2 separate regions of the Homo sapiens genome follow, and region 2 is linked to region 1. Evidence: read pairs that join two places in POLR2A ChIA-PET (ENCODE). Cell type or tissue: CD4-positive, alpha-beta T cell. All regions are shown on one strand. Links, peaks and the distances in the headings refer to the core of each region. The heading gives the core; the rest is flanking DNA. Region 1 has its middle 260 kb from the start of LINC02290. Region 2 has its middle 180 kb from the start of LINC02290.

Region 1 (5,381 bases), core at 177-5,176:
TTTGGTATCACCCACGACAAGCATTACCCTACAGGAAGCAAGCCAATAGCAGGTGGATTCTCCTTCACTTTCTGCACCCGCTATCCCCAGAGCCCCGTCCATAGGCAAGAGAATCTCAAAGAGCCTAAGCAGACTTTTTCCTAGGTTTTCGTACTGCTTGATTAGTTATCTAGGAATGGATGGCTGGATCCATATCTATTCTGCCTCAAGAAACTTAACCCCAAACTCTTAGTGACAGTACATTTTTTCATCTCTGTTTTTCTTTTTTTAAAGAATATATCAGCAACTTCAAAAATGTACCAAGAATACCAGTTGTCATAGGGGCCTTAGTATCAGCTGCTTTGGCCTTCCAGTGGACTGGGGACAGGTCTCTCATCATATACCTGGCTGTCTGCTGGGCTCTTTCCAGTCTCTCATTAAATCCCTATCATGCTGGATTGGCTCTGAGCATTAGTGAAAAAAACACTTCCTGTTTTCCTGACAAAGCAGAACCTAGCACACTGCCCTTGTGTGATGAATACTTAGCGATTATCTTAGTGCAACCAAGAGGAAAAAAACAAGGGATTTAACCAGCAGGAGGGGAGTATGCTTAGCACTCAAGATGCTAAGCTGCTAATAATCAGTGTGAACCAAAGGTACTTCTGGCTGTCTGGTCCTCCAGGGGTCGGTGAAAGGTGTTGCATCAAAACTGCTGCAGAAGGCAGCTCCCTAACAGGCAGAACAGTTATTAGGCTGGGCCCACTATGAAAAATAAATAAGAAGTATTGGAAAGGATTAAATCAGCCTTATAGAGATGTCTCCATTAGCCACGGGAATAAAGGTTTCAGGTGGAAACCTCAGCATAATCCCACAAAACAAAGTATGATACTTAACAGTCACTTATGAAATGGATTTTATGAGGTTTTTGGTGTTCCATTTTTTTAATTTAAGAAGCGACTATAGAGTACCTTCTTTCTGACTGTATTTTGCTTAGAACTGGGAACACATGAGCCAGATGGTGGAAGGAATGTTGGCCAGGATTCACAATTCAGTGTCACCTCAGAGGTGACATGAGCCCCAAGAGCGTGTTGGTAAATGTCTAACAACTAGCTCTACCATAAAAGCCCTGATTTGTAGTGTTTGCCACTTTTAGTAGTGTAAATGTTCCCGCCACAGCTGGTTTCATGGTATCAACATAATGTTACTGAACACAGTGTTGGAAGAGATGAACACAGATAGTAGTATTTCCAGACAGATTCACCAGGCATAACAAAGAAAACCCAAGAGCATAGACAATAGTAAAATACAGCCAAATCATTAGGAAGTCATGAGTTTTGAGTACCTATTAGCCTTGTTTTAAATGTAATTTATTGAAGTGTGAGGTTTTTTTTGTTTGTTTGTTTGTTTTTGAGACGGAGTCTCGCTCTGTCGCCCAGGCCGGACTGCGGACTGCAGTGGCGCAATCTCGGCTCACTGCAAGCTCCGCTTCCCGGGTTCACGCCATTCTCCTGCCTCAGCCTCCCGAGTAGCTGGGACTACAGGCACCCGCCACCACGCCCGGCTAATTTTTTGTATTTTTAGTAGAGACGGGGTTTCACCTTGTTAGCCAGGATGGTCTCGATCTCCTGACCTCATGATCCACCCGCCTCGGCCTCCCAAAGTGCTGGGATTACAGGCGTGAGCCACCGCGCCCGGCCGAAGTGTGAGTTTATATCATTTAATTTTGAATACTGATTCTGGTTCACAAAATGCCTGAATATTGAACAAACCTTTGCAGGCTTGTATGAGCCAGACCCCACATACCACTGTATCCACCAGAACAGAGGCTGAATTCAGGTGACAGAAACCAGGAGACCCACCAACTTTGGTGGGACCTGGACTCTTACGACTACATTCAAATAAATTAATCACTTTTCATAAAAATTGATATATCAAAAAAAAAAAAAAATGTCAAGGAACACCTAAAATGCACTTGGATGGCTTAGTCTACCATTTGAAACAAAACATTTGTCAAGCCTGTAATCCCAGCACTTTGGGAGGCCAAAGTGGGTGGATCACAAGGTCAGGAATTCAAGACCAGCCTGGCCAACATAGTGAAACCCTGTCTCTACTAAAAACACAAAAATTAGCCAGGCATGGTGGTATGCACCTATAGCCCCACCTACTCGGGAGGCTGAGCCTGGAGAATCACTTGTACCCAGGAGGCAGAGGTTGCAGTGAGCTGAGACCGTGCCATTGCACCTGGGTGACACAGTGAGACTCCATCTCAAAAAAAAGAAAAAAAAAAATTATCAGTAAATTTCTCGTATTGGCACAACATTGATATCTAAAGGCTTTCCATGAAATTCAATATGTAATAGAAATTACAGTACTGGAAAATTGTGCTCAAGTGACCAATTATTAATAGAACTCTAATTAATCTTAATTCAACTAAACTTAAAACCTTACGAGATTTTAAGAATAATAAAAAATTTTTTTAGGATCTCTTAACTTACATCTCATTCTCAATATTATTGACTAGGTTTTTTTTTTTAAACTATGCCTTTTCGATGTCTCTGAGAGTATCTGATTGTTGTTTTTGTACAAAGGGGAAAGGTAGGAGGCAGTTTCCTCTCCAGGAGATGTTGGGCACAGATATGTAATAACTAAACCACAAGGCAGAATTGTCTGTTGCTTTAGATTCTACGTATTTGAACTGTAAAGTGTCTTTCAACTCTGAACTCTGGGAATCTACATTTCTATCGGAAGGGCCAAGAAATGCCTTTCTGTCATGTGTGAGCTGGAAGAGTTTGCTTTGGAAACTCTTTCCATCAGTGATGAATTGTGCCTCCTCTGTGTGGTTCTACTGGGTGCTGGAGATGCACATACACAAGTCCATGGCAAGGTCTACAAAATTCTCATACACCAGGAGAAATTCACCCAAAGAGTTCATTTCAGCAGTGTTCATAATAGTTAAAAAACGAAAACAAATGCATGGTAAGGTACTGATAAGCTCAAAACAAGCACTGCCCTGGGCCTGCTTCCCACAATAGCCTCAAGGTCTTTCCTCTTCCGCTCAGTCATCCTCAGAGGTGGTAAGACTTGGTGAGAGATCTAGAAAGAAACCATCAGGTGAAGGCCGTGTTTTCTATGTCAGGAAACACGTGATGCACAGTCTCTTGGAGACAAAGTAGAAGTAGAAATGTCTCTGGGGACAAAGTAGAAGCTGGTGATATGAAGCAAGTCTCCAGGAATTATGTGCAAATGATGAATTTCCCAACCCTGTACCTGTAAGAACTTCAAAATTTCCTGGGCCAGGTGTGGCTAGGGAATTATTCAATTCCATAATTCCCATGTGGGTTCTGTTGTCTCCCCGCCCACACTTTCCTTGAGTCTGTCTTTTGCCTCTTCACTCACCACTGTCCACCCCCATTCCTGAGAAAAATTAGGTGTCCAAGTCCCTAAATCTGGTGCCACTTCCATTTCCACACATCCACCTTTGTTAAGTTCTGGCGAAGGAAATTACTTTAGATCTTTGTTCAAAAGTCATATATTTCAAATATAGTTTTACGTGGTGAAATTCTACCTTAAGCTGGCATTTATTTGACTCATTTTTCTAACAGAGCAAGGTCTGGTTCAAAACAGCAGAGTGAGCTGATTCTCAGCTAGTAATGGTTGCTAGGAAACCATTCTGTGGCAAATCAGAATCACATAAGCTCTGACTTCCCCATCTTGTGAACTCCTATAGAATTAATGCAGGCTCTACTCATTCAGTGATGAATCAGTACTGCCCAAGGATATCTCTTCTCTCTTACTGTTAAATTGTTATTTAATAATTAACTTTTATCTATAGTTTATGTCTTAGCTTTCCAGTTAGTTTTTAAACTTCAGAGGATGAGTCTTTTAGCCTGTGTATTTTGAGACCTCCACTTGCAAATGCCTAGTTGGCAGGGCTTAACCAATATGCACTGATTGTATTTGAAGGCAGGTGGTCATGTGGAAGAAACACTTCCAGATTGGAAAAAGAACAGTCTGGTACTTTCTACCAATAATTAAATGAGTTTTCAAAGCTATTTTCTTTCTTTGGCTTGTATGTCTGTTTTCTGCTCTTAAATTTGAGGCCACAGAAAACTTGGTGGAATATTCAAGAAATGGTTATATGAATTGATGCAATTTCTTTAGAGAACAATTTGGTAATATTTGTTAAAGCTGGACATACATGTAGGCAAGTCTATTGCTAGGTGCATAAAATTCTCATACACCAGAAGAAATTCACCGAAAGGGCTCATTTCAGCAGTGTTCATAATAGTTTTATAAAAATGAAAACAAATGTTAATAAAGAAGAATAGATTAAAAATGGTGGGCTGGGTGTGGTGGCTCACGCCTGTAATCCCAGCACTGTGGGAGGCCGAGGCAAGAGAATCACTTGAGGTCAGGAGTTCGAGACGGCTTGGCCAACATGGTGAACCTCGTTTTTACTAAAAATACAAAAATTAGCCAGGCATGGTGGCATGTGCCTGTAATCCTAGCTACGTGGGAGGCTGAGGTGGGAGAATTGCTTGAACCTGGTAGATGGAGGTTGCAGTGAGCCAAGATTGCACCACTGCACTCCAGGCTGGACAACAGAGCAATACTCTGTCTTGGGAAAAAAAAATTGGTGCCAGATTCCTACAACAGCACACTACACTAATATCATTCTATGCTACACAACGCTATATCACTCTAGGCCATACTAATAACAGTTAAAATGAGCTGGAGTTACATATGTCAACATGGTACATCACTGGGCAAAACAAACCTATTTGCAGAGAAATGCATATCATATGATATTATTTAGATAAAGTTTAAGATGTGTTATACCAAATTGTGTGTATGAATATAATACATAGTAAAAATTTACAAATACTATGTTATGGTAATAAAATCACTAAATTCAGTAAAGTGGTTGCCTTTGGGAAAGGGGGAAAGAGGATGTGTTGGGGGACTACACAATTTTTCCTATAATGTTTTATGAAAAAATATATTTGAAGAAAACATAAGCTGGGTGTATAATGGCTATATTATTCACCACGGGTTTTTTATGTTTTATATATTCATTTTCTTTCTGGAAATTTGTTTTAGGGTGACAAAAGGCCCATGATTCTTTCACTTGGGCAGATCACTGCACAAAGCTGGCACAGGAGAAGATAGTTAATTTCGGTTCAGGTATTTGATTCCTGCCAAGTTAGATGGATTCTTCTGAAGTTCTGTCTACACACTAGAAAGCTCACATGAATTAGGTCTTTTAAATATCAGTTATAAAACAAAGGGAGGTCAGACAATGAGGCATGATTTTTTAAATATAGTAAATAATAATCTTTGTTTTGCCTTGTCTGAATAAAGTTAATTATAAAAGCAATATATCACTTTGGCAACTAACAATG
Region 2 (5,381 bases), core at 88-5,087, 81 kb before region 1:
AATAATGAACAGATGAAGTGAATCAGTGGATTGGTGGGAGGCTAACATGAGGCTCTGGAACTCTGCCACCTGAGTTCCAGTTCTGGGTCGGCCACGTCCTTCCTGCTATACTCTCTATGCCCCGTTTTCTTATTTTAAAATTGGGATAACAGTAATGTCTATTTCATGGCATTGTTAAGGGTTTTAAATGAGATAATACAAGTTCTTAGCATAATGCCTGACTTTTAACAAGCTCCCAGCCAATGTTAGCCGCTGTCATTCCCAAGGGTCTACCAAGTCAGAAGGCCTGAAATCAGGCAAGAGCATGGCAAGCTTGCCTCTCTTCAAAAGTGATGGAGATCTGCAGGAAGAAGGACCCATAATAAGAATTTTTTCTATTAATACAATAAAATATAAATATGCAGAATGAGTATTTATTTATTTTTGAGATGAGGTCTCAACTCTGTCACCAGGCTAGGGTGTTGTGGCATGATCTTGGCTCACTGCAACCTCCACCTTTCAGACTTAAGCAATCCTCTGACCTCAGTGTCCCGAGTAGTCGGGTCCCCAGGTGCATGCCACCAGACCTGGCTAATTTTTTGTAGTTTTGATAAAGACAGGGTCTTGCATTTTGCCCAAGTTGGTCTCGAACTCTTCAGCTCAAGTGATTCCCCTACCTGGACCTCCCAAAATGCTGGGATTACAGTCATGAGCCACTGTGCCCACCCAAGCATTTAAAAATACATAATGCAGAATAGTGGAGGCTTTTCAGGGCAAAATGGAGACAGGCTTTAAAAGGCAAATGCTGATTTTGAATTCCTGGAAATACTGTGAAGAGATGAGGTGAACGCTATCCAGGGGCTTTAGCATTGGGAGGTGATGGTGAGAATAAGAAGGAAAATTAGCCAGGAAAATTTTAACCTTGAAAATCAGAGCCCAAAACAATGGGTCTTAAGTTTTTGGGGATCACAAATCCCTCAGAGCATCTGATAGCTATAAACATTCTCCCCAAAAACCCCTCACATTCACATAAAACTCTAGATATAATCCCAGGGTGACCCTGGACTCCCTAGATCCTGAAGGAACCTGTGACCCCAGATTAAGAATCTCTTATAGAAGGAAAAGCCCACAGATGACATGGCTTGATGTCAGAGAAGATCTGGAAGCATGCGCATAAAGCTCAGACACTGAGCCCGGCCAAATGGGCCCTAAGGAAGCCACCTGGGCCATAGCCCCAGCCTGGCCATGTAGAATGTATATCTGAAAGTGGCCCCCCTGTGGCTATAGAGTTATGTGGACACCTACCAATGGTATGTGCTGGACTCCAAGGACCAAGGTGGGCAGTGGGGTATAGTTGGAGTTGGGGGACAGCAGGGAAGGAGCAGGGAAGGAGCAGAGCAGCCCACGGCAGCAGTCATTTCCCTTTGGTGAAGAAGCCCTCCCCCTGTAAGTAAAGGGAAGTCAGGGAAGTGTGACCTGAACTCAGAGAGGAAGGCTGCAGACCTCACAATGGTGTGCCTGCCACCGCTCTGCAGATCTGTTGGGTTCCTAGAAGTCGCCCTGGACCCCATTCTCTCCCCGCCCTGCTTTCTGGTTATCCCACACATCATCTCCCTTTTGCCTCCTTCCCACCACCCTGGCCCTCAACAGTCACCCAGACTCCTAGGAGTCGCATCCCCACCATCGCTGCCCCTTTAGCCCTCTGGGATTTATGATCCACGCTGCAGCCAGAGTGCTCTCCAGAATCACATCCAGCTTCCTGCGTGCAGCTTCAAAGCTGTGTGGTGGGCGTGTTCCCACCCCCCAGCCACTTCTCTTGACCCCACCACCTGATGGGACCCATTGGCTGAGCACCCTGTGGTCCAGCTCCCTTTCGACCCCCCAGGGCTCTCAGCCTCCCCAGCCCCAAACCCTTTGCCTGGCCAACTCTACACATCATTTAGGTCACTTGTCGCCTCCTTTAGGAAGTCTTTCCCAGCCTCTTCTCCACCCCGCAGCATCTCTTACCACTACCCTAAACTCCAGCCAGAGGGACTATGGTCTCTGCAGTCCCCTCTAAGCACTCTCCTGGGCTCCAGGCCATTCCTCCTCCTGCCTCAGCTCAGCTGGTGCCACTCCCTCCAGAGGCCTTCAAAGCCTTCCAGAGGGCTAGGGCTCCCACATGCGCTCAGCTCCTGGCTTTCTCCCTGCAGAGGTCTTGCCTCACCTGTGGGCTACATGCTCTTTCCCAAAAGGGTCTGTGCCTTGTTTACTTGTCCTGGGTAGTATTGGGTTGTTGTGAGGATGAATGAGTGGCATGTAGGTGAAGCACTTAGAACAGTGCCTGGAAAACATCAGGAGCAACTGTTAGTTCTATTATTCTTATTGCTGTTATCATCACCATCATTATTATTATCATTGACTGCTATAACCCCAGTGCCTGATATAGGGAGATATCCAATAAGTTTTTGTTGAATGGATGGATGGAAGGATGGATGGATGATAAAATTGTGTATTATTGCAGTCATCCTCAGTGCTTTTTATTTTCGTTTCAATGCCTTTTTTAAAAATCACTTCGTGTTCTTCAAAATATCCTGGGGAGGATTCTGGATCTGGCAAACCCTGAGGCTGAAGTGTAGAAAGACCATCCAAGAATCACGCCAGAAGGGGACAGAATGCAGCAATCCAGGTCCTTGCACCCCTCTCCTTCAGGATTCACCTTCCAGGAGAGTTTGAGAGGTCTACCTCTCAGATCAGCATTGGGAGGAGATGGGGAGAATTTCAGGACCAAAGAATGGGGTCCCATTGTGCTTCCTGAGTCTTCATGCTCTACTACTGCTGCCCAGGGCAGGGGGTGGGGGCCGTGATTGAGCACATTCAATCCCACTGAGATTTCATTAACTTGCATTCATTTGTGTCACTTAATTATTGTGAACGGGATCCTTCTCTAATAAATGTGTTTTCCTAACCCACAGCCTCTGGGCTATCATTCTAACCATATCTATTATGACTGAATGGCTTCTTGGAAACAGAGTGGCCTTCTTTGTATTTGGAGCTAAGTAGGGCATACTAAAGAGCTTCCCGCCCTCCAGAAAAGGGGGGTGGACAGGCAAGGACTCCGTGCTCTGGGGACCCAGCCTCCCGCTCCTTCATTGTGAATCACCTGCTGAAATAAAGGATCTGGAGCCTGGTGTGTTTATACAGCAGCGCGCCAGGCGACAGCTAAGGTGTTACACCGCAGCCTTCCAGGAAGGGGCAGGGGCCTGCTTGTGGGTTTAAATAACACGGCAACTGAGAAAGCTTATTCATCTTGATCTGTTGGCCTCATCAGTGAAGTGAAGGTGCTGAGATAACATCAAGCGAAAAGCAGCCCCACCCTGGGGGAAAATTTAGATCCTAGGTCTTTCTCATGAACATTCCTATTTAAAAGGAATTCTGTGCCTGCGCAGGGTTTTGTTTCCCTCTGCAAACTCCCTCTGTTTGAGTTAGAATTCTTCTTTCCTCTCTTGCCCTCCAAAATAGATCTCACTGGGCAGCAGAAGCTGGGTTCTTAAAAACAAGCAATTGTATTTAATTGCAAACTCCACAAACAAATGAGCAGCTGTATCTGTATTGATGAATGAATGTCTTTTGTCTTTACAGATACTTTAAAAAATGCATAGTCAACAGAGAACTGTATGCTATTTGGGAAATAGATTTACCTTCTTAATTATATTTTTACTTGTCCTTAGATTAAAATTAGTTTGCTTTGCCTGAGCTGACACTGCCTTGGGTGGTGAGAGATGATTAGAGAGAATCCTGCGGGGAGGAAAAGCTGATCTGATATGAAATATCTGGGGCCAAGGTCCTGTAGGGGGATGGTCTTTGAGGACTCAAAGAGCTGAGGGTTACTTGGGGCTCCTTTCCCTCAGTTTTACAGAAGGTACTTCTGGCTGGCAAAGATGTCACTGATCAGTTTTCAGGAGGAATTATTGTGGCTCACTGAAGAAGGTGTCTCTCCAAACTCACAGATCCTAATGATCACTTTATCAACAGAGAAATGAAATCTAGGATGGGGTCTCTGTGCTTGGCCGGAGACCCTGCATCCTCTTTAGCCAGGATTCTCTTGTGGAGATAAGGAGCTTCATCAGTAATTGTGGATCTTACTAACTCCACCCAGCTAAGACTTGAAGTTCTGGTCTAAATGAGCAACAAACATTGAGGTTGTTGGGGTTTTACAAGCCCTCCCAGCCCTTGTGCTGGCAAAAGAGGAAGCCTGTGCATGAAAGCCAGACTTTGCCATAGCAATGATGCAACTCCATGAGTGGAAGAACACCAGGGTTCTTCGTCTCAAGTCGAATTAGATAAAATAACACGGACACACGTGGAGTCGTTTTAAGGACTGGAGAGTTTAATAGGTAAGAAAGAAGGGAAAAGAAAGAAAGCAGCAGCTCCCCTGTACAGAGATGGGGGGGGTAGGGGGCGGCTCCAAAGCGAGAGAGGGGACCCCAAGTACGCAGAAACCAGCCAGGTATATGGAGAGGCTGGAGGAAGCAGTATCTGATTTGCATAGGGCTCAGAGGATTGGTTTGACCAGGCATGTCATTCACGTAGCCCTTGAAAAAACTGACTCTCCCACCCTAGCCTTTTAATATGCAAATACAGGGCGCCATAATGTTCTACACACGTGGGGATATGTGGGGGCAGCCATGTTGCCAGGAACATGTGGGGCAAGGGGAAGAAGGAGGCAGGCAGCAGGAATCCTCTTGTTGGGGTGGACCCAGTTTCTAATGGCCAACATTTGCATATGAAAGATTGCCTGCCCAGCTCTAAGAGCCAGGGCTTTCCTGCTAGACAAGAAATGTTTCTGGAGCTGCTTTAAAAGAGATGAAAACTTTCCAAGGACCGCTTTTCCTATCTGCCTAGAACAATTTTTAATACCTCCTATCGCAGCAAGTCCCCATGTAGTGGGACAGCAGAAAGTGTGTTCAGCAAGGAAGAGGTGCTGTGCCTTACTTCCAGCCTCACCTGCATAAACCTTCTGCTCCAGCCTTCATTCTCTCTTATCCAATGTGCTGGCCTATTAGAAGATCTAACAGGTAGAGACACTAAAGAAGGTTCTTTTGTGTATGCAAGACTGATCATGGAAAGCCTCTCATGAAACACCAGGTGTGAGCAAAAAATAAACTTCCGTTGTGTTAAACCACTGATATTTGGGAATTCGTCTGTTACAACAGCTAGCATTACTTAACTAATAAATCTTCATATTTAGGAAGTAATAGGGAACAGCTTTCTCTAAGTTATAGTTTCTTCCTCCCTTCCAATGACCCATATCTTGTATATACAAAGATGTCTTTGGAATGAATGGAAATTAGTTCATTAGTTCTAGAAAACACAGAAGTTAAGTGAGAGAGAAGTTTATCTCTTCCAAGAATATGTTGAGA

What was found. Peaks named below come from ENCODE experiments on the same cell type or tissue, not always from the same donor. Only the 100,000 strongest peaks of a DNase experiment are listed, where the experiment ranks them.
Region 2: POLR2A ChIA-PET joins it to region 1 with 63 read pairs; 7 of 35 experiments call an interaction of 5 or more read pairs at or near these places.

The regions. Positions count from the first base shown.
Region 1 is chr14:65,844,935-65,850,315 of GRCh38, reverse strand. No RefSeq gene overlaps it. Among named protein-coding and RNA genes, the nearest start is that of LINC02290, 260 kb to the left of the region's middle. In CD4-positive, alpha-beta T cell, for the core only: no CTCF peak of the experiment used is centred there; DNase peaks (open chromatin) are centred at 2,615, 3,045 and 3,645; H3K4me3 peaks cover 1,086 bases; H3K27ac peaks cover 3,097 bases.
Region 2 is chr14:65,925,924-65,931,304 of GRCh38, reverse strand. No RefSeq gene overlaps it. Among named protein-coding and RNA genes, the nearest start is that of LINC02290, 180 kb to the left of the region's middle. RefSeq lists an enhancer at 1,770-2,307. In CD4-positive, alpha-beta T cell, for the core only: CTCF peaks have their summits at 2,927 and 3,127; a DNase peak (open chromatin) is centred at 3,194; H3K4me3 peaks cover 502 bases; H3K27ac peaks cover 3,418 bases.